Regions from separate parts of the Homo sapiens genome. Here regions 1, 3 and 4 are each linked to region 2. Evidence: chromatin contacts called from ENCODE Hi-C or POLR2A ChIA-PET data. All regions are on one chromosome and are shown on one strand. The core of a region is the stretch at or near the end of the contact, and the rest is flanking DNA. Distances in the headings are between cores, read along the strand shown. Region 1 holds the start of HAVCR2 (hepatitis A virus cellular receptor 2). Region 2 has its middle 22 kb from the start of ADAM19. Region 3 holds the start of GARIN3 (golgi associated RAB2 interactor family member 3). Region 4 overlaps ITK (IL2 inducible T cell kinase).

Region 1 (6,916 bases), core at 4,169-6,668, 490 kb after region 2:
TAAAAAGGTTTTTAAAGTACTGTACAAACACACAAGGTGACAGTACCCTTCATGGGAACTCACGTGGCTAGTTACAATCTGGAAGTCAGAACATCTGGCTCACAATTGCTTAATTTAACCTCTTACCCTTAATATTCAACCTGTTTCTTCCTTTGCAAAATTTTGAACTAATCTCAGTTAGGTCTATGTAACCTGAGATGTGATTTAACCAAGTTAATTATCAACTCAATTTAAGTACATATAGGGTCCCCACCTTAAGTGGTCATTGTGGTTACTCCCCAGTATCTACTCCACTGCACTTCCCAATTGTGTAGGGAAGATTCTAGTTGGACTGAGATTTTCCGGATGCTGCCATCTAAATAACCCATATTATCCTGTCTCCTGATCTGGCTCTAACTTCCATTTTATGAACTTTTGCATAATTAGAGTTACACTCTATGCACACTGTGCCTGGCCCAGTGAGTTCATCTAATGGAGTCTATGTAGCTGTAATAAAAAAATGAGGACATTCGGCCAGGCGCGGTGGCTCACGCCTGTAATCCCAGCACTTTGGGAGGCCAAGGCGGGCGGATCATGAGGTCAGAAGATCGAGACCATCCTGGCTAACACGATGAAACCCAGTCTCTACTAAAAATACAAAAAACTAGCCGGGCGTGGTGGCAGGCACCTGTAGTCCCAGCTACTCGGGAGGCTGAGGCTGGAGAATGGCATGAATCTGGGAGGCAGAGCTTGCAGTGAGCCGAGATCGCGCCATTGCACTCCAGCCTGGGGACAGAGCGAAAAAATAAAAAAGAATGAGGACATTCTACATGAGCTGAAACAAAAGATTTTAGGCTGGGCGCGGTTGCTCATGCCTGTAATCCCAGAACTTTGGGAGGCCGAGGTAGTTGGATCACTTAAGGTCAGGAGTTCGAGACCAGCCTGGTCAACATGGTGAAACCTTGTCCCTACTAAAAATACAAAAAATTTGCTGGGCATGGTGGCTCGTGTTTGTAATCCCAGCTACTCAGGAGGCTGAGGCAGGAGAACTGCTTGAGGCAGAGTTTACAGTGAACCGAGTTTGCACCATTGTGCTCTGACCTGGGTGATGGAGCAAGACTTCGTCTCAAAAAAAAAAAAAAAAAATTTAAATACATTTAAAAAAGAAGGTTGCATGCTGTGGAGCAACCAGACAATTGTGATGAAATGTGAAGCACAAGGCACCAGCTGTGACGTGTTTTTGCCAAGAAGTCAAACCACGTTCCAACTAAACCTCTAGAGCAAACTTTCATTTTCAGCAAATTCGAAGAAAAGAGGAATAATGTAAATGACCCCACAGGGAAACAGACAAACCCTGAATGTGGAGCATTTCACAGGACAAAACCTGGTTTGTATAACTGGTTTGTATAACCAATGGCAAGGGGGTGGAGGGCAGACTGTCTTCGATTAAAAGAGACTTGAGGGACATAGCAAACAAATGCAATGCTGGGACTTGTTTGGATCTGGATTTAAACAAACTGATTGAAAAAAGACATTTTTGAGATAATCAGGGAGATTTGGCTATAGACTGAAGTACTAGGTGCTTCTAAGGCATCATTAAATTTGTTATGTGCGATAATGATATTATGATTATATTAGCAGAATGTCCATTTTTGTTTGTTGGTTGGTTTGTTTTGAGACGAAATTTTGCGCTTGTTGTCCAGGCTGGAATGCAGTGGCACAATCTCGGCTCACTGCAACCTCTGCCTCCCTGGTTCAAGCGATTCTCCTGCCTCAGCCTCCCAAGTAGCTGCGATTACAGGCACCCACCACCATGCCTGGCTAATTTTTTGTATTTTTAGTAGAGATGGGGTTTTCACCGTGTTAGCCAGGCTGGTCTCGATCTTCTGACCTCAGGTGATCCACCTGCCTCGGCCTCCCAAAGTGCTGGGATTACAGCCGTGAGTCACCACACCCGGCTTCAGAATGCCCATTTTTTAAAAAGGAAGATTGCACACTAAAGTACGTAAAAGTGAAATAGCACGATGTCTGGGATTCGTTTAAAAATATTTCAGCAGACTCGGCATGGTGGCTCACACCTGTAATCCCAGCACTTTGGGAGGCTGAGGCAGGAGGATCCCTTGAGCCCAGGAGTTTGAGACCAGCCTGGGTAACCTAGTGAGACCCTTGTCTCTAAAAATAAATTAAAACAAATTTAAAAAAAAATAAAGGGCCAGGTGCGGCGGCTCCTGCCTGTAATCAGCAATTTGGAATGCTGGGACGGGCAGATCACCTGAGGTCAGGAATTTGAGACCAGCCTGGCCAACATGGTAAAACCCTGTCTCTACTAAAAATACAAAAATTAACCGGGCATGGTGACAGGTGCCTATAATCCCAGCTACTTGGGAGGCTGAGGGGAGGCAGAGGTTGCAGTAAGCCGAGATAGCACCATTGCACTCCAGCCTGAGAGACAAGAGTGAAACTCCATCTCAAAAAATAAATAAATAAATAAATAAAAATAAAATAAATAAAATAAATAAAATTTTAAAAATAAATATTTCAGCAAATAACAATAGGAAAATGCAAGTTTCAAAAAAGGTATATGGTATTTTGTCTAAGAAAAGAGAGTATGAGAATATATATTTTATTTTCTTGGGTTTGCATTGGGAGTATACACAAGAAACTTATGAAAATGAAAACCTGGTCGGGTGCAGTGGCTCAAGCCTGTAATCCCAGCACTTTGGGAGGCTGAAGTGGGCAGATTGCAAGGTCAGGAGTTCGAGATCAGCCTGACCAACATGGTGAAAACCCATCTCTACTAAAAATACAAAAATTAGCTGGGCACGGTGGCAGGTGCCTATAATCTCAGCTACTCAGGAGGCTGAGGCAGGAGAATCGCTTGAACTTGGGAGTCGCAGGTTGCAGTGAGCTGAGATCGTGACGCTGCACTCCAGCCTGGGTGACAGGGCGAGACTCTATGTCAAAAAAAAAAAAAAAAGAAAACCTATAGCATAGGTGGGAGAAATGGGGGTAAACATGGAAGGATGGGATCATGGGATCAAGGCTTCTTGAGCTTTTTATATTCCTTTTACTTTTTAACTATTTGAATGTATTATCTAAAGTTTTTAAGAAAATAAACAGGAAATAAAAGTTAAGTGAACATGAAAATGTTCAGAACCAGCTCCCTACACACACAAGAGAGTTAAAGGAGATCTCTAGACCCCTTCATATCTAGACTTTAATGAACTAATAAATTGTTAATGTTTTATAAAGCTGGTCTCAGTAGCAATTCTAGAAATGAGCAGAAAACAAAGTGGTAAAAACAAAACATCGCTGGGCACGGTGGCTCATGCCTGTAATCCCAGCATTTTGAGAGGCCGAGGCAGGTAGATCACCTGAGGTCAGAAGTTCGAGACCAGCCTGACCAATATGGTGAAACCCTGTCTCTACTAAAAATACAAAAATTAGCCGGGCATGGTGGTGTGCGCTCTTAGTCCCAGCTACTTGGGAGGCTGAGACAGGAGAATTGCTTGAACACAGGAGGCGGAGTTTGCAGTGAGCCGAGATCGCGCCACTGCACTCCAGCCTGGGCGACAGAGCAAGACTCTGTCTCAAAACAAAAACAAAAACAAAACAAAACAAAACACAGAAACTGAGGGCTGATGCTTTTAAGAGCCTTGACCAAGTTCATGCTGCTAATAAAAATAACCCCAGACCCCATATTTAATCTATTCTACCTTATGCTTGAATATGGTCATTTGCTGGTTATTAGTTATGTGGGAAGACAAACATTAAATTAATAAAACATAATTTATAGTGGAAAAAATCTGTCACTTAGGGGGCTTATGCTCTCATTCTAAATCACCAATCATGTGCCTTTCGGCAAATCAATTTTCTGAAGTCTCAGATTCCTTGTCTATAAAATGAGAAATTGGCCGGGCGCGGTGGCTATGCCTGTAAACCCAGCACTTTGGGAGGCCGAGGCGGGTGGATCGCCTGAGGTCGGGAGTTCAAGAACAGCCTGACCAACATGGAGAAACCCCGTCTCTACTAAAAATACAAAATTATCCGGGGTGGTGGCACATGCCTGTAATCCCAGCTACTCAGGAGGCTGAGGCAGGAGAATCACTTGAACCCGGGAGGCAGAGGTTGCAGTGAGCCGAGATCATGCCATTGCACTCCAGCCTGGACAAAAAGAGCGAAACTCCATCTCAAAAAAATAAATAAATAAATAAAAATAAAATAAAATAAAATGAGAAATTGATTATGATCTCTTGAGTAACTGCCACTCTGCAATGCTATGGGAAGTACACACATTGAACAAGTTGCATATTTATATTAAATGCCATTTGTTTATATTGAACAAATTTGGTATTTATACCCAATGCATTTAATGGCATAAATGTGAATGACAAAGAAACTCAGGAAGGCAAGACATAGAGGAAGGCCACTGGCTTTTCAGAAACCACTCAGCCTGTGAGCTCACTTCCCTTTTATAAAAAAAAGCTTTTGCTTTTAAGGTGTCCAGATAAAGGTCACACTCCCAGAGCTGAGGCTACGTGAGTCTAAGCTGTTACCTCAGTTATGGGAGTGTGGCTGGAACTCAACACTTTCTGATCATTCATGGCCAAAGCCTCTTGGGGTAGGGGAGAGGGGGCACCTTGTATGCATGAGATGAAACAGGATACCAAGATCCCCTTAATTCTACTCAGAGTAGAGGAAAGGAACTGTTGCCAAAAGGAACATGTTTTTTCTAAATTGAAGAGTTGGAAGTTTGAAGGTCAAAGTCAGAATATTAGAACAGAGAGCCATGCATGTATTATCTAATACAATTTTCTCATTTTATAAATTATATAAATGAGGAAACTGAGACTCAGCAAGGTTATAGGATACAACCTAATCTGTGTTAGAAGAAGGATGAGAGTGAGGCTTATGCTGGGAGTTGCTATGGTCTGTAAATGTGAGGATAAGGAACATGCCATTCACTGTTGTGTTCCACTTCCTAGTCCAGTGCCTGGTGCAAAGTAGGGGCTTCATAAACTTTGGTCACAGGCCTGATGAAGGGACTGATTTGAGTGAATGAATCCATGGATGATGCATCTGTACTTTGTGTTCCCCGCTAGTCAGATGGACTCGGACATGCTCCATTTCAGGTGTATCTCATCTGAGACATTATTAGAGGGTTCTCTTTATGTGCCATGACTGAGTAGCGTTTTCTTCCACTGAAGTATTGCTTCCTCTTTGTTGATATCACAGGACAGACATCAGAACACTTACAGGATGTGTGTAGTGTGGCATGACAGAGAACTTTGGTTTCCTTTAATGTGACTGTAGACCTGGCAGTGTTACTATAAGAATCACTGGCAATCAGACACCCGGGTGTGCTGAGCTAGCACTCAGTGGGGGCGGCTACTGCTCATGTGATTGTGGAGTAGACAGTTGGAAGAAGTACCCAGTCCATTTGGAGAGTTAAAACTGTGCCTAACAGAGGTGTCCTCTGACTTTTCTTCTGCAAGCTCCATGTTTTCACATCTTCCCTTTGACTGTGTCCTGCTGCTGCTGCTGCTACTACTTACAAGTAAGTCTCGGCATGGATATTTACAATGACATAATGGTGCTGTACAGAGGACAAGGGAGAGATACAAGGATGGCCATTGTAATGTTGTTTGTAATAGCAAAAGCTTGGAAGCAACCTAAATGTCCGTCGATGAGGGAGTGGGTAAATAAATGTGATATAATCATGATACAAACAGTGAGTCTGACAAAACATACTGGTATAGAATGTCTCAAAATTATAATGTTATTAAAGAAAAAAAGTTGCAGAATAATGCATATATTAGGCTTCTATTTGTGTGTGTGCATTGTCGGGGAGCAGGAATATGTGGACATTTCTTAATGTATAAGCTCTAGGAAAAGGAACCAGGGAATGGTAAAGAGTTGGGAGAGTAAGGCATATTTTTCTTTTCTTTTCTTTCCTTTTTTTCTTTTTCTTTTCTTTCTTTTTCTTTTTTTCAATTGAGATGGAGTCTCACTCTATTGCCCAGGCTGGAGTGCAGTGGTGGCACCATTTTGGCTCACTGCAATCTCCGCCTCCCAGGTTCAAGTGATTCTCCTGCCTTAGGCACCGGAGTAGCTGGGATCACAGGCGTGCACCACCACACCCAGCTAATGTTTTTAATTTTTAGTAGAGACAGGGTTTTACCATGTTGGTCAGGCTGGTCTCAAACTCATGGCCTCAAGTAATCTGCCCATCTCAGCCTCCCAAAGTGCTGGGATTACAGGCGTGACCCACCGTGTGCCCGGCCACTTTTTCATACACCTTTGATAGTGTTTGAATGTTTTTACTGTAGTTGAGTCATATGAAAACAAAGGGGACATAAAAAATCAAAAGAAAATATATAATGAATGTTTTATCATATATAAAATATATATAGTTTTTTTTTAATGGAATTAACTTTGTCATTTGAGGAAAATGAGGAGACAAGTCTCAATCATTTTAGGAGATTTGTTTGCCAAAGTTAAGGAGGCACCTGAGAGACAGGTCTATGACTTTCTCAGAAGATGATTTTGAGGGCTCCAGATTTAAAGGGGACAAGGTGGGATATTGAGAAGCACTCAGTTTTCACATAAAAAAGGGGGGGGGGCAGAGGAAAAATATGGGGAATCTGCATTTTACATTAGATAACACAGACAAAATGGGGTAGGGAAACAATCAGATAACGCATTTGTGTCTGGCCAGGGTGACCGCACCGGTAAAGATGAGCTATCAATCTGCATTGCACAGCTGACCAGGAATTTCCTTGTGGGCAAAATATGGGGGAGGTATGCAGCCTTTCATCCTGTAGCCATCTTATTCAGGAATCAAAAAGAGGAGGCAGGTTTCTGTGACCCAGTTCCCAGCTTGACTTTTCCCTTTGACTGAATGAGTTTGGGGTCCCAAAATTTAATTTCTTTTCAC
Region 2 (6,665 bases), core at 2,893-5,392:
TTGCTTCAAACTTGTGTGGTTATTGGCAGAATTCAGTTCCTTACAGGATGGAAACTGAGGGCCTGAGTTAGTTGCTGGCTGTTGGCTTAAGGCTGCCCTCACCTCCTTGACACATGGCCCTCTCCCCAGAGTAACTCGCAACAAGGCAGCCTGCTTCTTAAAAGCCAACAAGGGAGGCAGTCTCCTCCCAAATTGGGTGTTACAGTCTAATGTAACACAGTCATGTACTGTACATACAATCACATACATCAGTCACCTTTGCTGTATTCTGTGGCTTAGAAGCAAGTCAGGGATTCCATCCACACTCAAGAGCAGGGATCACAGAAGAACACAAACACTAGGGTGGAAACTGTGGGGACTGCCCTGGAGTCTGTCTGTCTCAGGAAGGTTCCCACACTTTCTCCATATATGGTAACTTTAGTGTCTCAGTAATTTTTTTCATGGCAACCCTCAGTCAAAAGAAATACCTAACAGTTCTTAATCCCAGCACTTTGGGAGGCCAAGGCAGGTGGACCACCTGAGGTCAGGAGTTCGAGACCAGCCTGGCCAACATGGTGAAACCCCATCTCTACTAAAAGTACAAAAATTAGCTGGACATGGTGGCACATGCCTGTAATCCCAGCTAATTGGGTGGCTGAGGCAGGAGGATCACTTGAACCCAGGAGGCAGAGGTTGCAGTGAGCTGAGATCATGCCACTGCATTTCAGCCTGGGCGACAGAACAAGACTGTCAAAAAAAAAAAAAGAATGAACGAAAGAAAAAGAAATACTTAACAGTTCTATTTATTAAGTAGTTAGATCCAAACAACTTAATGAATAATTATATCTTAACAACGTAGTAATCGTTTGGAAAAAAATACTTGTAAATTGAAAGAAAAAATATTTTGTTTTTAAGTAACCACAATATTGACCAATAGACTGTAGACTGTGCTCCTGTTGAGGACTACACAGTTTCTCAGGTCTTGGAATCAGACAACATCATCATTTTCATTTCCTGATTTCACATGGCATTTACTTTTTATCATAGCAACCTCAAAAAACCCTGCTTTGCAAAAATATCATGTCATTGAAGGGAATGGAGTATGATTTAACATTGAAACTGTGAACGATTTCCAGCTAACAGTTTATATGGTATCCAACAGTTGTCACTGTGCTTCCCTCAAAAAGGTAAAATGTCCCATGGCCCCTCTGTGAGTTTACTGCAGTGCCCAAGGGTGACTTGGTGCACCATTTGGGAAACACGGCCATATGGAAAAAATTATCTTGATCTCTACCTCACGTCATAAAGATAAATTTCAGATAGGTTATAGATCTAAATGTAAAATGAATGTAGTAAAGTTTTTTGAGAAAAACATAGGAGAATATTTTTCTGCTCCTGGGGTGGGAAACAATTTCTTTTCTTTTCTTTTCTTTTCTTTTGAGACAAGGTCTCGCTCTGTCATCTAGGCTGGAGTGCAGTGGCGTGATCTTGGCTCACTACAACCTCTGCCTCTCGGGCTCAAGTGATCCTCCTGGGCCACCATGACCAACTAATTTTTGTATTTTTTTGTAGAGACGGAGTTTTGCCATGTTGCCCAGGCTGGTCTCAAGCTCCCGGGCTCAAGAGGTCTGTCTGCTTTGGCCTCTAAAGTGCTGGTATTACAGGCATGAGCCACAGCACCTGGCCAACAATTTCTTAAATAGGATACAAAAAGTAGTGCTCATAAAAATGATGAATTCTAAGATATTAATGTTAAGAATTGCTTTGTATCAAAGGAGAGTAAGGACGTACCCTGTAAAGTGGAAGAATATATTTTCATATATATGACTGACCAAAGGCTTGTAGCCAGGATATTTAAAGAACTCCTGCAAACCAACAGAAAAAAACAGCTTGCCCACTTGAAAAATGGAAAACAGACTTGAACAGGCTCCTTGGGAAAGGGGATATCTAATGGCCAACAAAGAGATGACAAGATTTTCACTAATCATCTTATTCACTATCAGGAAAATGAAAGTTGAAACCAAAAGTCAGTACCAACACAAACCCACCAGATGGCTAAATTTTTTTTAAAAATGGAAAATGTCAAGTGTTATCAACCATGTGAAGAAACCAGAACTCTCTTACAAAGTTGATTGAGGTATGAATGGATACAACCATTTTCTTGGACTGTTTAACAATATCTTTTAAAGCTGATCATATACTATGACTCAGCAATGTCAGTCCTAGGTATATACCTAAAAGAAATGCAAATATATATTAACCAAAAGAATGCTCACAACAGCACTGTTTGTAATAGTCTCAGTCTAGAGACAACCCAAATATCTATAAATGGTAGAACGGATGACTAAACTGTGGTTCATTCTGATAATGGAATACTATGCAGAACAGACAATCTATAACTACATAAACGATATAGTGAAATCTCACAAACACAAAACTTAAGCAAAAGAAGCCAAGACCTTCCCATATCCCTTTCCCCCAAGTTACATACTGGATGATTCTATTTATATAAAGTAAAAAGAGGCAAAATTAATCTATATTATTAGAAGTCAGGCTAGTAGTTACCCTTGCTTAAAGGGGGATTTGTGACTAGAAGGTGGCAAAAGGGGACTTCTGGAGTGCAGGGCATGTTCTCTTTTCTTTTTCGATAATGTGGGTGTGTTCAGGCCGTGAAAATAGTTGAACTGTTTACTGTGATATGTACATCCTTTTTTTTTTTTTTGAGACGGAGTCTTGCTCTGTCACCCAGGCCGGAGGGCAGTGACACGATCTCGGCTCACTGCAACCTCCGCCTCCTGGGTTCAAGTAATTTTCCTGTCTCAGCCTCCTGAGTAGCTGGGATTACAGGTATGCACCACCACATCCGGCTAATTTTTGTATTTTTAGTACAGATGGGGTTTCGGCATGTTGGCCAGGCTGGTCTCTAACTCCTGACCTCAGGTGATCCGCCTGCCTCGGCCTCCCAAAATGCTGGGATTACAGGCGTGAGCCACCGTACCCGGTCTATGTGCACTCTTTTAGTATGTTTGTGGCACTTCAATTAGAGTTAAAAAAATAAATAACGCTTCAATGAACATCCTGATAGCTATGTTTTTGCAGAAATTCCTGTTATTTTCTTTTGACTGAATTTCTAGAAGTGGAATTGCTGAATAACATGGTTCAAACATTTGTATAGCTTTCAATGTCTCTTATCAACTCTCCAGGGGCTGCTTTTATCTCCTTGTACTTAGCACTTGACACCGTCTAACAGATGTTTGTTGAATGGGTGAATGAATGAAGGCCTTCTTTCAGGTCCTGGAATGAATAGAGGCCTTTCAAGCCTGAGAATGGTGGCTGTCTCTGCCACCTGAAACTTTCTTCCCTCTGTTCTTCATACCAACCACAAACTCTCAGCTCAAAAAACAACTCAAGAGAGCCTTACCCCACCATGCTGTCTAAAGTAGTCCTCCTTTCTCATTCTCTCTTTTAGCATCAATTGTTTACAAATATCAATGTGTAATTATTATATTTTATGTATATGTGTATTTGCTCACTTGCTTACTGTCATCTTTCCCACTAGATGCTAAGTACCGTGAAGATAGGAATGACATGTGTCTTTGTCCACTCTTATAATCCCAGCAGCTAGCACAGTGCCTAGAATGGAGGAGGCCTTTGCATGATTGAGATATTTTCAGTCACAAGTGACAGACCTCTAACTCAGACTAGCTTGAGCAAAAAAGAAAATTATTGGCTCATGTAGTTGAAAAGTTGAGGCGGCTGACTTCAGGCATGGCTAAATCCACAGGTTCAAATAATAATACTAGGACCTTGTCTCTCTCTTTCTCCATACCTCTTACCACTGTTTGACTTCATTTTTTAGACAGGTTCTTTCCTGACATGGCAGCAAGAAGACAACTCATAGCTCCAAACTTATATTGCTTACCATCTCAGACGAGAAGAAAGCAAATTTTTGATAGAGCTGTCAAGAGTCTTGGGGAAGATGCCCATTGGTCCAGCTTAGGGCCATATACCCATCACTGAGCCAAGCACAGTGGGTTTAATGATGCAGTTCTACACCCAGGCGTTGTGTTCTTGACTATTCCTGAGCAGTGGTTGGGGAGGAGAGGAAGATCCACCCACTCAGACCACAAGAGCAGATGTGAGCAAGGGCTGACTTATTTGCCTAATTCTCACTTCAACTTACCACTCAACCAGCTGCAGGAACTCGACTTTCTGAGTGTGTGCAGCCATTAACCTAAAACTAGGCAGTCGAGACCTACAGGTCTTCGAGCTGTTCTCTGGCTAAGTGGAGCCAGCTGAAATTAAGTGCTTTATTGATTGCCATTTTAAACAATAATTTCAACTTTCATTTTAGATTCAGGGGTACATGTGCAGGTTTGTTACATGGGTATATTGCATGATGCTGAGGTTTGGGATGTGAATGATCCCATTACCCGGGTAGTAAGCATGGTATCCAATAGCTTTTTTTTCAACCCTTGCCCCACCGCTTCCCCCTCTAGTAGTCCCCGTTGTCTATTGTTTCCATATTTATGTCCATATGCACTCAATGTTTAGCTCCCACTTATTTATGAGAACATGCAGTATTTGGTTTTCTGTTCCTGTGTTAATTTGCTTAGGATAATGGCCTCCAGCTGCATCCATGTTGCTGCAAAGAACATTATTTCATTCTTTTTTATAGCTGCATAGTATTTCATGGTGTATATGGACCACATTATCTTTATCCAATTTACCACTGGTGGGCACCTAGGTTAGTTGATTCCATGTCTTTGCTATTGTGAATAGCACCGCAATGAACATGTGAGTGTATGTGTCTTTTTGGTAGAATGATTTATTTTCTTTTGGATATATACCCAGTAATGGAATTGCTGGGTTGATGGTAGTTCTATTTAAGTCCTTTGAGAAATCTCCAAACTGCTTTCCACGGTGGCTGAGCTAATTTACATTCCCACCAGCAATGTATAAGCATTCCGTTTTCTCCACAGCCTTGCCAGCATCTGTTGTTTTCTGACTTTTTAATAATAGCCATTCTGACTAGAGTGTGGTATCTCATCGTAGTTTTGATTTGCATTTCTCTGATGATTAGGGATGTTGAGCTGATTGCCATTTTCAATTGGGTAGTATATTGCTGGGTTTTTCCTGAATGCTTTTGCCTCTGCAGTTTATTTAGGGGTTTAGGTGGAGATCTGTCCTTTGTAACAAACATAGGGGTGGAGTTCATATATAAGATTTTTTCCTTTCACAATCCTTATTCTAAATGGGTCTGTTTATACAAGTTTCTTGATCTGTTTAAAGATCACACCCCCACTCTTCCCGTTTTATCCACATCCTTCTCCTGCTTCAACCAGATCAACCCAAAGTTGACTGAGCTAAGTGAAAAACAGGAATTTTCATATTGGTATGCAGGGGTATATCAGATACATAAACTTGCTGGCAGCCTTAGTATTCACAGCCTTGCAGACTCACCACTTCAGACTTTTAATCTGGTTCCCTTTTCAGGATTTGTCCATGACCTTGAGGAAGTCAATTTCCTCTTTCTGGACCTTAGTAGCCCTAGCTATAAAATGAAATGGTGACCCTATCTGCAGGGCAAGATGGTTTCTAAAGTATCCCCTAGGTTTCTGATTCTGGAATTACCTCCTCCTCTCCTTAGCAATCTGGTGATGAGAGGGTCACCTTTAAGTGTGGATTCCAAACTTTGAGGTGGCTGCAAAACAGTTACATGATATGTGGGTCCCAATGCAAAACGAAAATGTGAGACCCTCTTCTCCAAAAATTATTAAGAATTGCAAAATGGCAATACCAGAGCATTAAATCAAGTGTGAGGCTCTCCTGAGAATGATGCCCTGTGCAACTGCCTGGGTTGTACTTCTGGGAAGCCAGCCCTGGGTGCCTGAGCTGATCAGATGTGATACAGAGATAGGTGTTAACCAGCTGCACTCATGTTCCTCCTCCAAATTCTGCATTGTGTTTCCACCATGTTTTGCAGGGATATCAAAATCAAATGCCAGCAAAATAAATGAGTGATGTAGGTTAGGGTTAGTGAAAAAAAAAAGGAGCAACTGATATTGAGCTTTAAGCAATTGTCACCACGGGAGAATTTAGACTTACTATTGTCTGACTTTCTAATTTTTCATAAGAGCCACAATCAGGAATTTTTTTTCTCTGATTTTTGAACATTTGGCAACTGTTCAGAAAAAATATCCAAAATTTGGAAATGAGGCAAAAGAATGACTGCAGTTTCTTTCATTCAGTGGCATCTAAGATCAGTGGTTCTCAAAGGGTTTTCCCTGGTAAATAGCATCTGCATCAACTGAGAACAAATCATCAGTCTGCCCCAGATGTACTAAATCAGAAACTCTGAGGTTGGAGATCAGCATTCTGTGTTGTAATGAGCCCTTCAGGGAATTTTGCTTTAAGCTTAGGTTTGAGAATCACTGCCCTTAACCACTCACTGTCTTTTCTGTTCAGGGCATTGTCTAACTCCAGGGAAACACAAGATTGTTTCACCTGCTGTTTACTGTTTGTGATTAATTAGGGGTCTGACATTTTATAACTCTGTAAAGTTGGATGTTAAATTACAGAAAACGAATAAATTGTCAATGATTTTTTTTTTTTTTTGTCCAGTAAAGCTGTAAACGATTATCGTCTGGTAGAGAAGATAACCCCAAAGAATGTAGTTTTATTGC
Region 3 (7,325 bases), core at 3,679-6,178, 430 kb after region 2:
TGGATCATCCACCATTCAGAGCAAAGCCAAAGACCTCTCAGAGCGCTACAAGGTCTATCCAACATGATCTGCTCATCCACCACCACCCCAGTTGCCTCTCAGCCTCATCTCCAACGACCCTCCTCCTAATTCACTCTACTTTCATCACTGTAGCTTGCTTGGAGCTCCTTAAACATACCAGGCATGCTCTCATATCAGGGTCTTGGCCCTTGCTGCTTCCTCTGACTGAGAAGCTCTTTCCCCAGACATCTTCATGGCTTCTTCTCTGATCTCCTTTATGTCTTTGCTCAAAGGTCACTTCTGGGCCAATCACAGTGGCTCACTCCTGTAATTCCAATGCTTTGGAAGATTTGAGGTGGGAGGATCGCTTGAGGCCAGGAGGTTGAGACTAGCCTAGGCAACATAGCAAGACCCTGCCTCTGCAGAAAAATTTAAAAACTAACAGGGTATGGTGTGGTGCACCTGTAGTTCCAGCCACTTGGGAGGATGAGGCAGGAGGATCACTTGAGCCCAAGAGTTTTGAGTCTGCAATGAGCTGTGACCACATCACTGCACTCTAGCCTGGGTGACAGTGTTGGGGGAACCTGCCCCCGATAGTCACATAGGTTCTTTTCTATTTTCCCTAAGTGTTGGCCAGTCTGAGAAATAAAGGGACAGAGTACAAAAGAGAGAAATTTTAAAGCTGGGTGTCCGGGGGAGACATCACATGTTGGCAGGTTCCGTGACATCCCTGAGCCATAAAACCAGCAAGTTTTTATTAGTGATTTTCAAAAGGGGAGGGAGTGTATGAATAGGGTGTGGGTCATAGAGATCACATGCTTCACAAGGTAATAAGATATCACAAGGTAAATGGAGGCAGGGTGAGATCACAGGACCACAGGACCAGGGCGAAATTAAAATTGCTAATGAAGTTTCGGGCACGCATTGTCATTGATAACATCTTATCAGGAGACAGGGTTTGAGAGCAGACAACCGGTCTGACCAAAATTTATTAGGCAGGAATTTCCTCGTCCCAATAAGCCTGGGGGTGCTACGGGAGACTGGGGCTTATTTCATCCCTACAGCTGCGACTGTAAAAGACAGCCACCCCCAAAGCGGCTCTTTCAGAGGCCTACCCTCAGGGACACATTCTCTTTCTCAGGGATGTTCCTTGCTGAGAAAAAGAATTCAGCCCTATTTCTCCCATTTGCTTTTGAAAGAAGAGAAATATGGCTCTGTTCCGCCTGGCTCACCGGCAGTCAGAGTTTAAGGTTATCTCTCTTGTTCCCTGAACATTGCCGTTATCCTGTTCTTTTTTCAAGGTGCCCAGATTTCGTATTGTTCAAACACACATGCTCTACAAACAATTTGTGCAGTTAACACAATCATCACAGGGTCCTGAGGCAACATACCTCCTCCTCAGCTTACAAAGATGACGGGATTCAGAGATTAAAGTAAAGACAGGCACAGGAAATCACAAGGGTATTGATTGGGGAAGTGATAAGTGTCCATGAAATCTTCACAATTTATGTTCAGCGACTGCAGTAAAGACAGGCATAAGAAATTATAAAAGTATTAATTTGGGGAACTAATAAATGTCCATGAAATCATCACAATTTATGTTCTTCTGCCATGGCTTCAGCCGGTCCCTCCGTTCGGGGTCCCTGACTTCCCGCAACATGACAGAGCAAGACCCCATCTCTTAAACAACAAAAACAACAACAGCAACACCTTTCTCATTGAGCATTCTTTAACCACCACCTTCCCCTCCCCTACACACACTCTCATCCTGCTTGCCTACTTTTCTGCAGCACTTACCAGCATTGGAGATGCCATTCAATTTATTGGTTTATCATTGAGCACACAGGTACCAGGAAAAAAATTACTTGTTTACTGTCTGTATACCAGCTCCATGAGACCAAGAACATTTGTCTATTTTGTCCATTGCTATATTCCTGCACCTAAAACAGGGTCTGGCACAAAGTAAACAATTAATTATATTAATGGAGTGAATGGATAAATTTATGCTGCTTTGCATTTGTATGTTTGTATTCTATCTGTCCTATTAGTGTCACCAGTCTAGTCAGTCTAGTATAGTTTAACCATTGCCATATTTTGGGATGTCGGTGTGCTTTTGGTCTTATGTGACCTTGCTGAAATTTCTTGTAACTTCTTTTTTTGTTGTTGTTTTTGAGACAGGGTCTCACTTTGTCACCTAGGCTGGAGTGCAGTGGTGCAGTTTTGGCTCACTGCAGCCTCCACCTCTGGGGCTCAAGCGATCCTCCTGCCTCAGCTCCCCCAAGTAGCTGGGACTACAGGCATGTGCCATCATGTCCAGCTAATTTTTTTTGTTGTATTTTTAGTAGAGATGGGATTTTGCCATGTTGGCCAGGCTGGTCTTGAGCGCCTGAGCTCAAGCAATCCTCCCACCTTGGCCTCCCAAAATGCTGCAATTAGAGGAGTGAGCCACTGTGTCCAATCTGCCTGTAATTTTTTTGAGCCTTCATTTTCCCTCTATAAAATAGAAACCTGACCTGGTGTGGTGGCTTACGCATGTAATCCCAGCATTCTGGAATGCTGAGGTAGGCAGATCACTTGAGGCCAGAAGTTAAAAAACCAGCCTGGCCAACATGGTGAGACCCTATCTCTACAAAAAAGCCAGGCATGTGGTGGTGCTGTGCTTCTGGTCCCAGCTACTGGGAAGGCTGAGGTGGGAGTATCGCTTGAGCCTGGGAGGTGGAGGCTGCAGTGAGCTGAGATGCTGCCACTGCACTCCAGCCTGGGCTACACAGCGAGACTCTCAAAAAAAAGAGGGCTGGGGGCGCAATGCGGAGAGACCTATACATTTTAGGCTTGTTGTAAGGATCAAAATTTTTATTTATTTATTTTTTTAGAGACAGGTCTCAGCCTCTTGAGTACATGCCACCATGTATAGCTAATATTTTTTATTTTTTGTAGAGCTGAAGGTCTTGTGATGTTTTACCCAGATTGATCTCTCCCTCGTGGTCTCAAGTGATCCTCCTGCCTTGGCCTCTGAAAGTGCTGAGATTACAGATGTGAGCCAACGCACCCAGCCAGAATTAAAATGTTTAGAAGAATGTATGGTGGCAACAGCATGCCTGGCTTATAGCAGGTTCTCAATCATACAATTATAGTTCTGTCATTATTAATTATTCATCAGAAATGAACATATGAGAAGAATATATGGCTACATCTATATATAGCTCCAACTTCTTACTTTTTAACATAATTGTGTTGACTTTTAGTTATGATTCCCTTATAACAGAATATATGCCACTTTGTTTTTTCTTTTTTTTCCCCAAAAAGTCATTCAATATCTTTAGAAAAAATATTTCAGCTTTTCAGAGATAGGAAACTTTATCTTTGCATTTCCACTTTCTAGCTGGTCCCAAACAAAATACTTGCTCATTAAACTTTTTTGAATAAATAAATGGAAGAATGAATCTCAATGGGCACAAGCAAGTTTATATTTACTGCGAAGCTGCAATGTGCCAGGCACTGCAGTTGGCACTGGGGGATACAAAAATAACATTTTGTGGTTGAAGTTTATTTCAAGACCTCCACATGGTAATGATTGAGTTTGGCGGAATGTATGTTTATTTCAGAAGTATTTCTCTAGCTGGGGGAGGGGGAATTTGGATTCTTCACCTTGAGCAAAGTAAAACAAAACAAAACAAAAACTCCAGAAAGATGTCTTTGCCACCATTTCTCAGAAGAGCTTTAAAAAGAAACGGAACGTCAGTGGTTTATCAAGCAGGCATCAAGACTGAAGCAGCAGACATATCAGTGTGGGAAATCCTACGGTGATTCAAGACCTCCAAGAATTCCTGTGGTTCCCAGTAAATCCCCACACACATCACTAACTACCAATGACACTAGCTCTGATGCAGAATGAGATTATCAGTGAGCCATGCAGCTTGAGGAAGAGAAAAAGCTCTGACCTAGAATCCAGCTTTGGACTCTGACCTCAAGTAAGACAATCCTGAGCCTTGGTTTTCTCACTTTAAAATGATGTTTTAAAAAATAAACCTGCTTCCGGCCGGGTGGGGTAGCTCACACCTGTAATCCCAGCACTTTGAGAGGCTGAGGAGGGTGGATCACCTGAGGTCGGGAGTTCGAGACTAGCCTGGCTAACATGGTGAAAAACCCTTGACTCTACTAAAAATACAAAAATTGGCTGGGTGTGGTGGTGGGCACCTGTAATCCCAGCTACTTGGGAGGGTGAGGCAGGAGGATCACTTAAACCTGGATGGCAGAGGTTGCAGTGAGCAGAGATTGCACCACTGCACTCCAGCCTGGGTGACAAGAGTGAAACTCCATTAAAAAAAAAAAATTAACTGCTTCAAATGAGAGACTAGGTGAGAAAATCCTCCATATCCTGAAAATCAGCACACAGATGGAACCCTGGTTCTGTAGTTCTGATGGGGAGCAGGAGTCCCTTCAGACCATTCATTCAACACCTATCCCTGAGTGCCTGCTGGCACTGTGCTACCTACACACTGGAGACACAGAGATCAGCATCTAGACAGCACCCCTGCCCTTAGCAAGCACACCATACACACCCAGGATTTTACCCCCAGGAAGTAATTCAGCCCAAGCAAAAAAATTTTTGCAAGAAGATGATCCTTGAAGGGGTAACTGTAACAACAGCAAAACTGGAAACAACCCAGATATTTATAAAAGCAGAATGGTTCATAAATTATGTGTCCCAGCATTTTGATTGAAAAGAACACCCAGCCTACCCACACCTACACCCCAGGCAGGGTCAGCCTCTCCCCTGTGGAGGCATTGATTTGTTTTGTGGGGGAGGCTGGTGACACTGACCAGAGGGGATAGCTACATGGAGGCTAGGACAAAGGGGTGTGAGATGCGCACAGGTCACAAAGGACTGCAGGGGATAAATGTGGTGGTGCCAGGAGATTTAGGCAGAAGTCCTGTAGGGAGATGGGCAGTTACCTTCTCTCCGTCTCTCTCTCGGGGACTCTATTTGTGGCTGGTGGAGCTGTCTTAAACGAAGAGAACCATGAGCAATGAATCTTGTTTACCTTATTACACAGCCCACAGCTACTCTTCAATGAGTGCGTTCAAAACCTCCATGGGGGACCTGCAACGACAATTGTACAACAGAGGAGAGTACAACATTTTCAAGTATGCACCAATGTTCGAGAGTAATTTTATTCAGATAAACAAAAAGGGAGAGGTGATTGATGTACACAACCGTGTCCGAATGGTGACAGTGGGCATCGTCTGCACCAGCCCCATCCTCCCACTGCCTGACGTCATGGTTCTGGCCCAACCAACTAAAATCTGTGAACAGCATGTCAGATGGGGCCGGTTTGCCAAGGGGAGAGGTCGCAGGCCCGTCAAGACTCTAGAGCTCACGAGACTGCTTCCCTTGAAATTTGTGAAGATCTCCATCCACGATCATGAGAAACAGCAGCTGCGCCTGAAACTCGCCACTGGCCGTACTTTTTATCTGCAGTTGTGTCCCTCTTCTGACACACGGGAAGATCTCTTTTGCTATTGGGAAAAACTTGTCTATCTCCTGAGGCCACCAGTAGAGAGTTACTGCAGTACCCCAACACTTCTATCTGGGGACGCACCACCCGAAGACAACAAAAGCCTAGTGGTAAGCCTCTCAAAGGCTCGAGAACATGGGGCAGGTTCTTTGGGGGAGCAGTTCAAAGCCAGTCCTACAAAGCCTTTGGTGCCTTCTGAGGCCCACCTGGAAAAAGTATTGCATGTGCAAGGGCTCAGGACCAAATGAGCCACTACTAGGGGACTTACCACACTGGGAGGTGGGAGGGCTTGTGTGTCCCATAAGGCTGAATTTCAGAGACCTTAGGTATCAGCTACTCTGGTCTCACACCCAGGGTTGAAATCCTTTCTACACCATCCTGATCGTCAGTCTTTTCTTGAACACTTAATACCCCAACCCAGGTGGTCTGATTTGTTGTGGAACTTTTATTTGTATAAATTTAAGGGGTGTAGGTGTAGCTTTGTGTGTGTGACTATATTGCATACTGGTGAAGTCTGGGCTTTTAGTGTAACCATCATCTGAATAATATACATTGTACCCACTAAGTAATTTCCCATCCCTCACCCCCTCCAACCCTTCTGAGTCTCCAATGTGCAACTGGAGACTGTACAGATTTTTGTGCAATTTTTTTTTGAGACAGAGTTTCGCTCTTATCTCCCAGGCTGGAGTGCAATGGCACGATCTCGGCTCAATGCAACCTCTGCCTCCTGGGTTCAAGAGATTCTCCTGCCTCAGCCTCTGAGTAGCTGGGATTACAGGCACCTGCCACCACGTCCAACTAATTTTTATAATTTTTTTTTTTTTAGTGGAGATGAGGTTTCACTATCATCCACTAAAGTGCTGTGCCATATTTTTAACAATGAAGAAGTCTTTCTTCGATTTGAGTCACAGTCTGTCTCCCTGTGACTACCAGGCACTGATTTCTGTGTCAATCAGCACACCCTGTGTGTGTGTATGCACGTGCACAATCGTAGTAGTCACCAAAATGTAAAGTGAGTGTATCCCTTGACTGTGCAATCCCACTTCTGGAAATCTGTCCTGCAGAGCACGTAAAAATAAGTGTGTAAAATACAATGTCCAAGGATGAGGAATTGTATCAGTACTTTCTCTGGTACTGGAATTGCTCAACCAAAACTGAGTGACCATTGAAGGGGTGCTGTAGATGGAACTTGGCAAGAAATGAGAGCAAGACTTAGGCTTAGGCCGGGTGCGGTGGCTCATGCTTGTTAACCCAGCACTTTGAGAGGCCAAGGAAGGCGGCTCACCAGAGGTCAGGAGATCGACACCAGCCTGGCCAACATGGTGAAACCTCATCTCTACTAAATATACAAAAAAATTAGCCAGGTATGGTGGTGGGCGCCTGTAGTCCCAGCTATTCAAGAGGCTAAGGCAGGAGAATCCCTTGAACCTGGGAGGCGGAGATTGCAGTGAGCCAAGATCGTGCCACTGCACTCTAGCCTGGGCGACAGAGCAAGACTCTGTCTCAAAAAAAAAAAAAAAAAAAAAGACAAAAGACTTAGACTTAATGATTTTAGAGGTTCTCCTTCTCCTTCCTTTTTTCTTTTTTCTTTCTTTCTTTCTTTCTTTTTTTTAAACAGTGTCTCACTCTGTTGCCTAGGCTGGAGTGCAGTGGAGTGGCGCAGTCTTGGCTCACTGCAGCCTCTGCCTTCTGAGTTCAAGCGATACTCCTACCTCAGCCTACTGAGTAGCTGGGATTACAGGCATGCGCCATCCTGTCCAGCTAATTTTTTGTATTTTTAGTAGAGTCGGGGTTTTGCTATGTTGG
Region 4 (6,927 bases), core at 3,890-6,389, 380 kb after region 2:
CAGGTAGCAGTGGCAGGGATAGGGTGCCTTAGTAGGCAGCCAGCAAGAAAGGACACATGCAGACACATTCTAGTGGCCCCTCAGCAAGCCCTGGGTTGACTGGGAGGGACTGTAAGAGGAAGACTTGAGTTCCCATGGATGCAGGGGGCCAAGAGGAATCGGAATTTGTACTTCAATGTGATATACGACCTTGTTTGTATCCATAGGCAAAAGAGGCCTAGGATTGTCCTTCACTCTGACCATGGATATTTTACATCTTGAACCAAAATAGCCATCCCCCAACCCCCAGAGGACTGGCCAGTCCCCGGAGGACTGGCCCTGCTCACAGTGTTTCTCACATAGAGCATGAGACCTGTTGGCTCAGACTGGATTAAAAACAGTTTCTCTGTATGACAACCCGAGATGTCATTACCACTCAGGCAGCAGAACAAGAAGGTGAGGAGAGAAATGATTTCAAGTGGCTCAGACAAGAGAACCGTTGCATTGGATTTAGACATGCGGTTGAAACTAGAACAATGATTCCAAAACCTTTGTGGTCAGAACACTCAAAACAGTATCCACGATGCTCCTCCAAGAAGGCTGAAAAGCCAAATGGCAGAGTGTAGGGAGAGAAGGACCAGCAGTGTTTTCTGGCTTTCACCTTCATTGATACCAAAAATAAAGACACAAGAGCAGCCTCACTTAAGATGGGAGGTGTGGGTTTAGGCGGGACTGTTGAGGGAACCGTCTGCAAGGGAGGGCAGTAGGGTTCCGAACCAGGCCTTCAAAGGGGATGGTGAAATAGTCTGCAGAAGGTCAGTGAAAGAAAAGGAGAGAGAGCTCATTCTCTGCTACAGTTTCAGTACATTTCTCTCATGTTGTGAGGGAGTAGGCTGATGACAGATCTAAACACCAGGCTGGGGCTTTGAGGATTTAGAGCTTCCTTTATGGGGACGCTGCCAGTTTTGAAATGTCACCATTTTGGCTGAAGGGAAAAAAGGCAGAGCTCATTCTTCAGGAAGAAGCATGAGGAAATGGAATCTGAAAGCTCTTGTTAAAGAACTTGCTCTGGAATGAAGAGCGAGTACTCAAATGTGGGTATTGGTCAGGCACAGTGGCTCACGCCTGTAATTCCAGCACTTTGGGAGGTTGAAGTGGGTTGATCGCCTGAGGACAGGAGTTCAAGACCTGCCTGGCCAACATGGTAAAAGTCGGTCTCTATTAAAAATACAAAAATTAGCCGGGCATGATGGTGAGCGCCTGTAATCCCAGCTACTCAGGAGGCTGAGGCAGGAGAATCGCTTGAACCTGGGAGGCGGAGGTTGCAGTGAGCCGAGATCACGCCATTGCACTCCAGCCTGGGTGACAAGAGCAAGACTCTATCTCAAAAAAAAAAAAAAAAGAAAGAAAAGTGGATATTGGTGTTAATATTATCATAAGGTCAGGGTCATATTCCCTACCTAAAGGTCATGATCCTTTCCCCCATCTTTTTTTTTTCATCTCCTTAACAAAATAAGCTGCCCTAGAGTAGGTACTATGCCATCTAAGACTTGTAAGTCAGTATATTATAGATCAGTGAGGAGGCTTATTAAAATGCAGATTCCTGGGCCCCTCCCCCAGCGTTTTGGACACAGCAGGTCTGGGGGTGGGGCCTAAGAATTTGTATTTCTAACATGCTCCCAGGTGATGCAGATGCTTCTGGTCCATGGACTATACTTTGAGAACCACCACTCGAGTTAAAGACCACCACGCCAGAAACCTTGCATCCTACTAAGTTGCTGAATGGCCTTGGAAAAGCCTCAAGACCTGTCTTGGGATTTGATTTCCCAAGCTTTACAATGAGAATAAAACTAAAACCCTCTGAAGTGGATAGAACGGATAGTAAGTTTTAAAATAGATAATAAAGGGGTGGAAGTGCTTTGAAATATATAAAATATCAACAAATGTATGTCTCCAAAATGCTTGCGAAGAGTAGATGTGCACCTTGTTTTTTTTTTTTTTTTTCTGGAGACGGGGTCTTGCTCTGTCACCCGGGTTGAAGTGCAGTGGCACACAGTCATGGCTCACTGCAGTCTCGACCTCCTGGGAGTAAGTGATCCTCCCACCTCAGCTTGCTAAGTAGCTGTGACTACAGGTGTGCACCACCACACCAGCTAATTTTTAAAAATTTTTTCTAGAGATGGGGGTCTCACTTTGTTGTCCAGGCTGGTCTCGAACTCCTGGGCTCAAGCGATCCTCCCACTTTGGCCTCCCAAAGTGCTGGGATTACAGACGTGAGCCACCATGCCAGACACACTTTTATGTAGAGTGAGCTGCTACTATACTCCAAAGTGGTCAGGTGAATGGCCACCCAATTTGATATCAGTATTTGTTGAATAAATAAAGTGAGATGGAGATTTAGCAGCTGAATGGTCCTTTAAGTGGACAGACCCCCCAAGAGAGTTCAAGCCCAAAAATACCCAATGTGTTGAGTTCTGCTGAATCATGACAGCCTGCTGCATGCAGCCAGGGTTTGAAAACTATGGGGAGAGGGGGACATGCAAATAGGAACATGCCAATCAGGTAGCCTGTGGGCCCACCTGCACCCGGAGCTAGCGCTCTCACTCACCCTGTTGTCTTCAGGAGTAGGAGGAAGAGGCTTCTTTGAAGCTGAAAAGAGAAAAACAGGAAAAGAAAAAATGAGCATGAAAACTAATGGACCCAACCGGAAGTGAGCAGCCAGGGGGTTTTTCTGAGAAAAAGGGCCCAGGGAAAACAACAGAAGAAAGGGGGCCAGAAGGAGCAATAAGACACAGTGAAACCTGACTTGGCCTTGTCAGAAGCTGTCTTTTATCTCCTTGGGCCTGCTGGTTTCTGATTCCCTTTTCTAGTACACACCAGAAGCTTCCAGAAGTCCATATTCGGGGGCCCTCTCTTTCTGTATTCCCAGGAAAAGCCTGCCAGTGGGGTTAGACTTGCACCCTTCCCTGTAGGCATAGAGACTTCCGGGAATGTCTCTGCCACCTGCTAAGCTCAGGAGTGGGAATTGGTGACTCAGGGGGACAGTGACTCACTAGCTTCCTGATATGGTTGTGGGCTTGAGGAGGGGGTGGCTGAGGTGGGAGGTCATTGTGCTGCTTTTTGAGTGGGCTGGGATCCACTTTTAGTTGCCTTAAGGCATCTGAATATGTGTTCTTTCTGCCTCTTTCAAACTATACCAACCCCAGCATCTCTCTGTCTTTGTCTTTCTGCTTATCTCTGTTTCCATGTCTCCGTCTGTTTAGCTCTCCTCTCTCTTCCCTCTTTCCTCCTTTCTCTTCTCTTCTCCTCTCTCTTTCTCTTTCTCTCTCTCCTTCCTCTCATCTCTTCATATGCATCTCTCACTATTTCTCCTTTGTAGCTCTGCAAAGGCCATTCCTGGACTCAATGAATCAAAGGTGTGTGGCTGTGTCTGGGGCTCTCTGTGGTACGGGAGGCACTGCACAGACTTCAGGCTAATACAAAGACGTCCTTAATAACGAGAGATGGGAAGAGAATGGGCTGCATAGGTAGACGATGAGTTCCTCATTTCTGTATGAGGTTGACTTGAAGTTGGACAGCTCACATCAGGGATGTGGTAGAGGAGAGTCACACATTGACACTGGAGCCCAGTCCCGTGCAGACTTGCCAAGAAAGAGTAGGCTGGGATAGTGACCTGGGTATACAATGACCACAGAAGAAGGAAAACCCCTGTAATAGGAAGTATGGTTCCTATTTAGAACTCAACTTGGAGCTGGGAGACTGGTGTTCTAACTCTGGCTTCACCAATACTAGCTGTGAGCCTTGGCCACTTCCAGCCCTGGACATTCTATGACTGGTCTCTCTTTCTTCGTCCTCTGGCCTTGCTTTTCCCTTCCTTCCTTTCCCTCCCCACAGTGGGGAGATCAGGGCCAGTTCTGGTTGCAGAAATGGGTGTTACTATGGGTTGGGTGTGGCTGGGTCTGTTTTTACTCATCCACTTCTGCTGCTTCCCAGACCCATACAAGTTCTGAGGCTATATCTCAGCCTCAGATTCTTTCATCCACCAATAAGGAAGACAAGTAGACACAATTACCATTTATCAAGAACTCTGTAAATGTTGGCAGCTGTACTGCTTTCCACAACACCATTGAATCTCCCAGCCTTACACATAGCTATCTATTATCATTATCCCCATATTGCAGGTGAGAAAATGCTCTTAGAGGCTCAGAGGGATTATCCAAAGCCCAGTGCTCATAGACCCGCACTGCCAATGTGCTCGGTACCAGGAATCCTGTGAGCCTTCATCCAGGGTGATGACCATAAGCTGCGTTCACAGTGCAGTGTGCTTCTTGAAAACTCTGCTCTCAACTGTGCAAAACTCAGATCCATGAAGTTATTTAACCAAATCAGAAGAGGGTAGAGTGAGGAGATGCTCAGAGGAGGATATGGCAATGGGTTGCAATGCAAAAGCAAAACCATTAGCACAGTGACTGCATGACAACCACAGCAGGACCCCAAGAGTGCTCAGGCCCTGGTTTCACATGGGGAACAGCTCAGCATGACCAGTCCTCCCCCACTGGCATTCTGGTGAGTCATTCAGATGTCCCTAGCACCTCAGTCACATGTGTATCACTTGGAGGAGGGAAATACTTGCGCCCCGAAGAGGAATAGCTGCAGCATGCATGGTGAAAATTACAAAATGGAAATACCAAGTCAAAGAATTTCAGAATTGGAAAAGGGCTTAGGTATTATTTCATCCTAAGCCCCTCAGAACTCCCTGCCATTTTTGAGATGAGGACATTGGGGCCCTTGATGGCCACGTGACTCATCTGAGGGCCCACAGCAAGGCATTGGCAGAAATTTGGAGACCAGATCACTGACTTTGGAAAGGGCTTTCACTCACAGAGGTAAGCCCATGCCGTTCTGTTATTATGGTGGATCCTATCCAGAGAAAACTTTCCATTTCATTTTTATTAAATATTGGCCCGCATGAATATGGTAAACAGGACTAATGTGTAGGATCACTTGAATAGTTACCAATTTCTAAAACTTGTTAAGTATTGTTCTTCTGGGCCCAGGGATCGATTATGTCTAAGAGCTTTTTTCCCCAAGGTGCAGGGTGAAAAGTGGTGGTTTTTAAAGTGGCAATGAGAGGGCCTATGAATCAGGAAGCCACAGAAAACCTAGCCATGTGTTACATCCGCCTTGGGTTGCCAATTTTCAGTATTAAGTTTTAGCGCACAAAAGAATAAATGAGAAAGGGAAACTATGGCAAAAGAGGTTGAGAAGAGAGGAAAATGGAAGGAAAACAATCCACATGGGCCATTATTCCTATTCGACAATGGATTTGCAGAGCACTTCCAGCGGTGTGACCCGGAGCATACTGAATTGCTCAAGGCAGCCCATTCCCTTAACATCACGCCATGTACCCCAGATGGTTGAGAGGAACAAGAGCATAATAAATGTGAAATGCATTCGAGTGGAGTTGTACTCGACTGGAGGTTAAGGTTCCAAAGTCATCAATAAAATCCAGTTGCAGCCCAATCCCCTGGACCTGAGCCTTTACTGTCAAAGGCAAAAAAACAGCTTTTTTTGTTTTCACTTTGCATTTAGACTGCGGCCTTCTCCTCTCTGAGACTGTGGAGGTCAAGGGCAAGTTTGAAGAGGAGGCAAGGAGAAATCACAGAGTAAAATGTAAAAGAAAAAAAATTCCTCTCACCTTTAAGGGTATAGAGTTGAATTTGTGTAATTAAATTTATGTGTGACATGATGTCACTGTAAGACATAAATATTTTATATCTCTTAAGGCTGCCTCTTTAATTAAGATTTAAATAGACCATGCCATTCAAATGCAGGTTATAGCAGGGCTCCTCAAACTGTACTGTGCACATAAGTCTCCTGGGATCTTGTTAAAATGAAAATTCTGATCTAGTAGGTCATGAGTGGGGCCAGATCATTTGCATTTCTAACTAACTCCTAGGAGATGTTGATGCTGCTGGTCCAAAGAGCACACTTCAAGTGGTTAGGAGCTGTAGACATCAGCTTTGAGATGGAAGCACCAACAGGCTGGTAGGAAAGACAGATGATTCCTCTTGGAAAATTCTGAAAATGTAGAATTTTGCATTCTGTTCCTGACACCCTCAATGATTAAAGGCCAAAAGCTTTTACTTTTTTATGGTCATTTCACAAAAACTAGAGGGAATTCCCAGTCTCTTACCATTCTTGGTTGGATCATATTGGGCACAGCCTGTTGCAAGCTTCTCCAGCTGAGAACAGCACCTCCACTTCCCATCCATCCAGAAATTAGGATGATATTTAGGCACCAAACTGTTATTATTCCTCGTTTCTGAAACAGGTTGGCACCAACAGAAGAGTTATTTCCAGGTCAGTCTATCAAGGGCTACCAATTTTATAACACCTCGAGATTAGACCTGGCTGAGTGAGCCTGAATGAGTATTGCCCAGACCACTCAGAAGCATGGGTTGATCTGAGCGCATAAATGCACTGTGCTATTTACTGGGGTAGTTCATGTTACATTTAGGCATCAGCACATCTAGGCTTGCGTCTGGCTCTGCCTTGCATTAGTTATGTGTTCTTAAGTTGGGCAAACCCTTATCTGAGCCTCAGTTTCCCCCACTATGCAATGAGATTGTTAAACACTGGGCTCTACAAAGGTGCCTTAAGGGTAATGAGAAGGTTGAGAAGGTGGAATTACCACCCCCCACCTCTCCTACCTTTAACCACAGCCACTTTGGTTTTCTCCCTTCTAGGTTTGTGGCTTTGAAGTAAGATTTTGGTTGGAAAAAAAAGGGGGGTCTGCTACTGAAACAAATACATACATAAGGCACAGAACAGAGTTGGGTGTAGTGGCTCATGCTTGTAATCCCAGTACTTTCGTAGGCCGAGGCAAGAGGATCACTTGAGTCCAGGAGTTCTAGATTAGCCTAGGCAACATAGCGAGACCCCTTT

The links. Hi-C counts contacts between places; a loop is a spot of excess contacts on that map. ChIA-PET counts read pairs that join two places held with the same protein, here RNA polymerase II (POLR2A). Pooled maps may share reads with other maps.
Region 1: a pooled map shows a loop between it and region 2 (3-fold over the local background). The contact joins the promoter of HAVCR2 here to the enhancer-like site in region 2. A Hi-C loop is called at or near these places in 7 of 50 pooled maps. POLR2A ChIA-PET finds 5 or more read pairs at or near these places in 2 of 52 experiments (GM12878 and activated CD8-positive, alpha-beta memory T cell).
Region 3: a loop to region 2 is called in a map of lower leg skin, with 9 times the contacts of the local background. The contact joins the promoter of GARIN3 here to the enhancer-like site in region 2. A Hi-C loop is called at or near these places in 1 of 168 maps with a recorded cell type or tissue (lower leg skin), 1 of 37 single-sample maps with no recorded cell type and 11 of 50 pooled maps. POLR2A ChIA-PET finds 5 or more read pairs at or near these places in 3 of 52 experiments (activated CD8-positive, alpha-beta memory T cell and activated T-cell).
Region 4: a loop to region 2 is called in a map with no recorded cell type, with 4 times the contacts of the local background. The contact joins two enhancer-like sites. A Hi-C loop is called at or near these places in 5 of 37 single-sample maps with no recorded cell type and 12 of 50 pooled maps. POLR2A ChIA-PET finds 5 or more read pairs at or near these places in 2 of 52 experiments (GM12878 and naive thymus-derived CD4-positive, alpha-beta T cell).

The regions. Positions count from the first base shown.
Region 1 is chr5:157,107,546-157,114,461 of GRCh38, reverse strand. HAVCR2 (hepatitis A virus cellular receptor 2) reads left to right here and starts at 5,418. Exons shown (of 7, transcript NM_032782.5): 1 at 5,418-5,536. The coding sequence starts at 5,479. RefSeq lists an enhancer at 5,482-5,631.
Region 2 is chr5:157,594,093-157,600,757 of GRCh38, reverse strand. No RefSeq gene overlaps it. Among named protein-coding and RNA genes, the nearest start is that of ADAM19, 22 kb to the right of the region's middle. RefSeq lists a silencer at 6,256-6,355. Within about 2 kb of position 4,142, at least 5 of the 41 ENCODE cell types and tissues checked have a DNase peak (open chromatin) inside an H3K27ac peak, as active enhancers do; they include GM12878, where a contact is called at or near this core.
Region 3 is chr5:157,163,867-157,171,191 of GRCh38, reverse strand. It overlaps GARIN3 (golgi associated RAB2 interactor family member 3), which reads left to right and starts at 4,928. Exons shown (of 2, transcript NM_130899.3): 1 at 4,928-5,629. The coding sequence starts at 5,024.
Region 4 is chr5:157,213,568-157,220,494 of GRCh38, reverse strand. It overlaps ITK (IL2 inducible T cell kinase), which reads right to left. Exons shown (of 17, transcript NM_005546.4): 4 at 6,176-6,304; 5 at 2,588-2,628. Among named protein-coding and RNA genes, the nearest start is that of ITK, 36 kb to the right of the region's middle. RefSeq lists enhancers at 580-629, 3,650-3,729, 3,770-3,829. Within about 2 kb of position 5,139, at least 4 of the 41 ENCODE cell types and tissues checked have a DNase peak (open chromatin) inside an H3K27ac peak, as active enhancers do.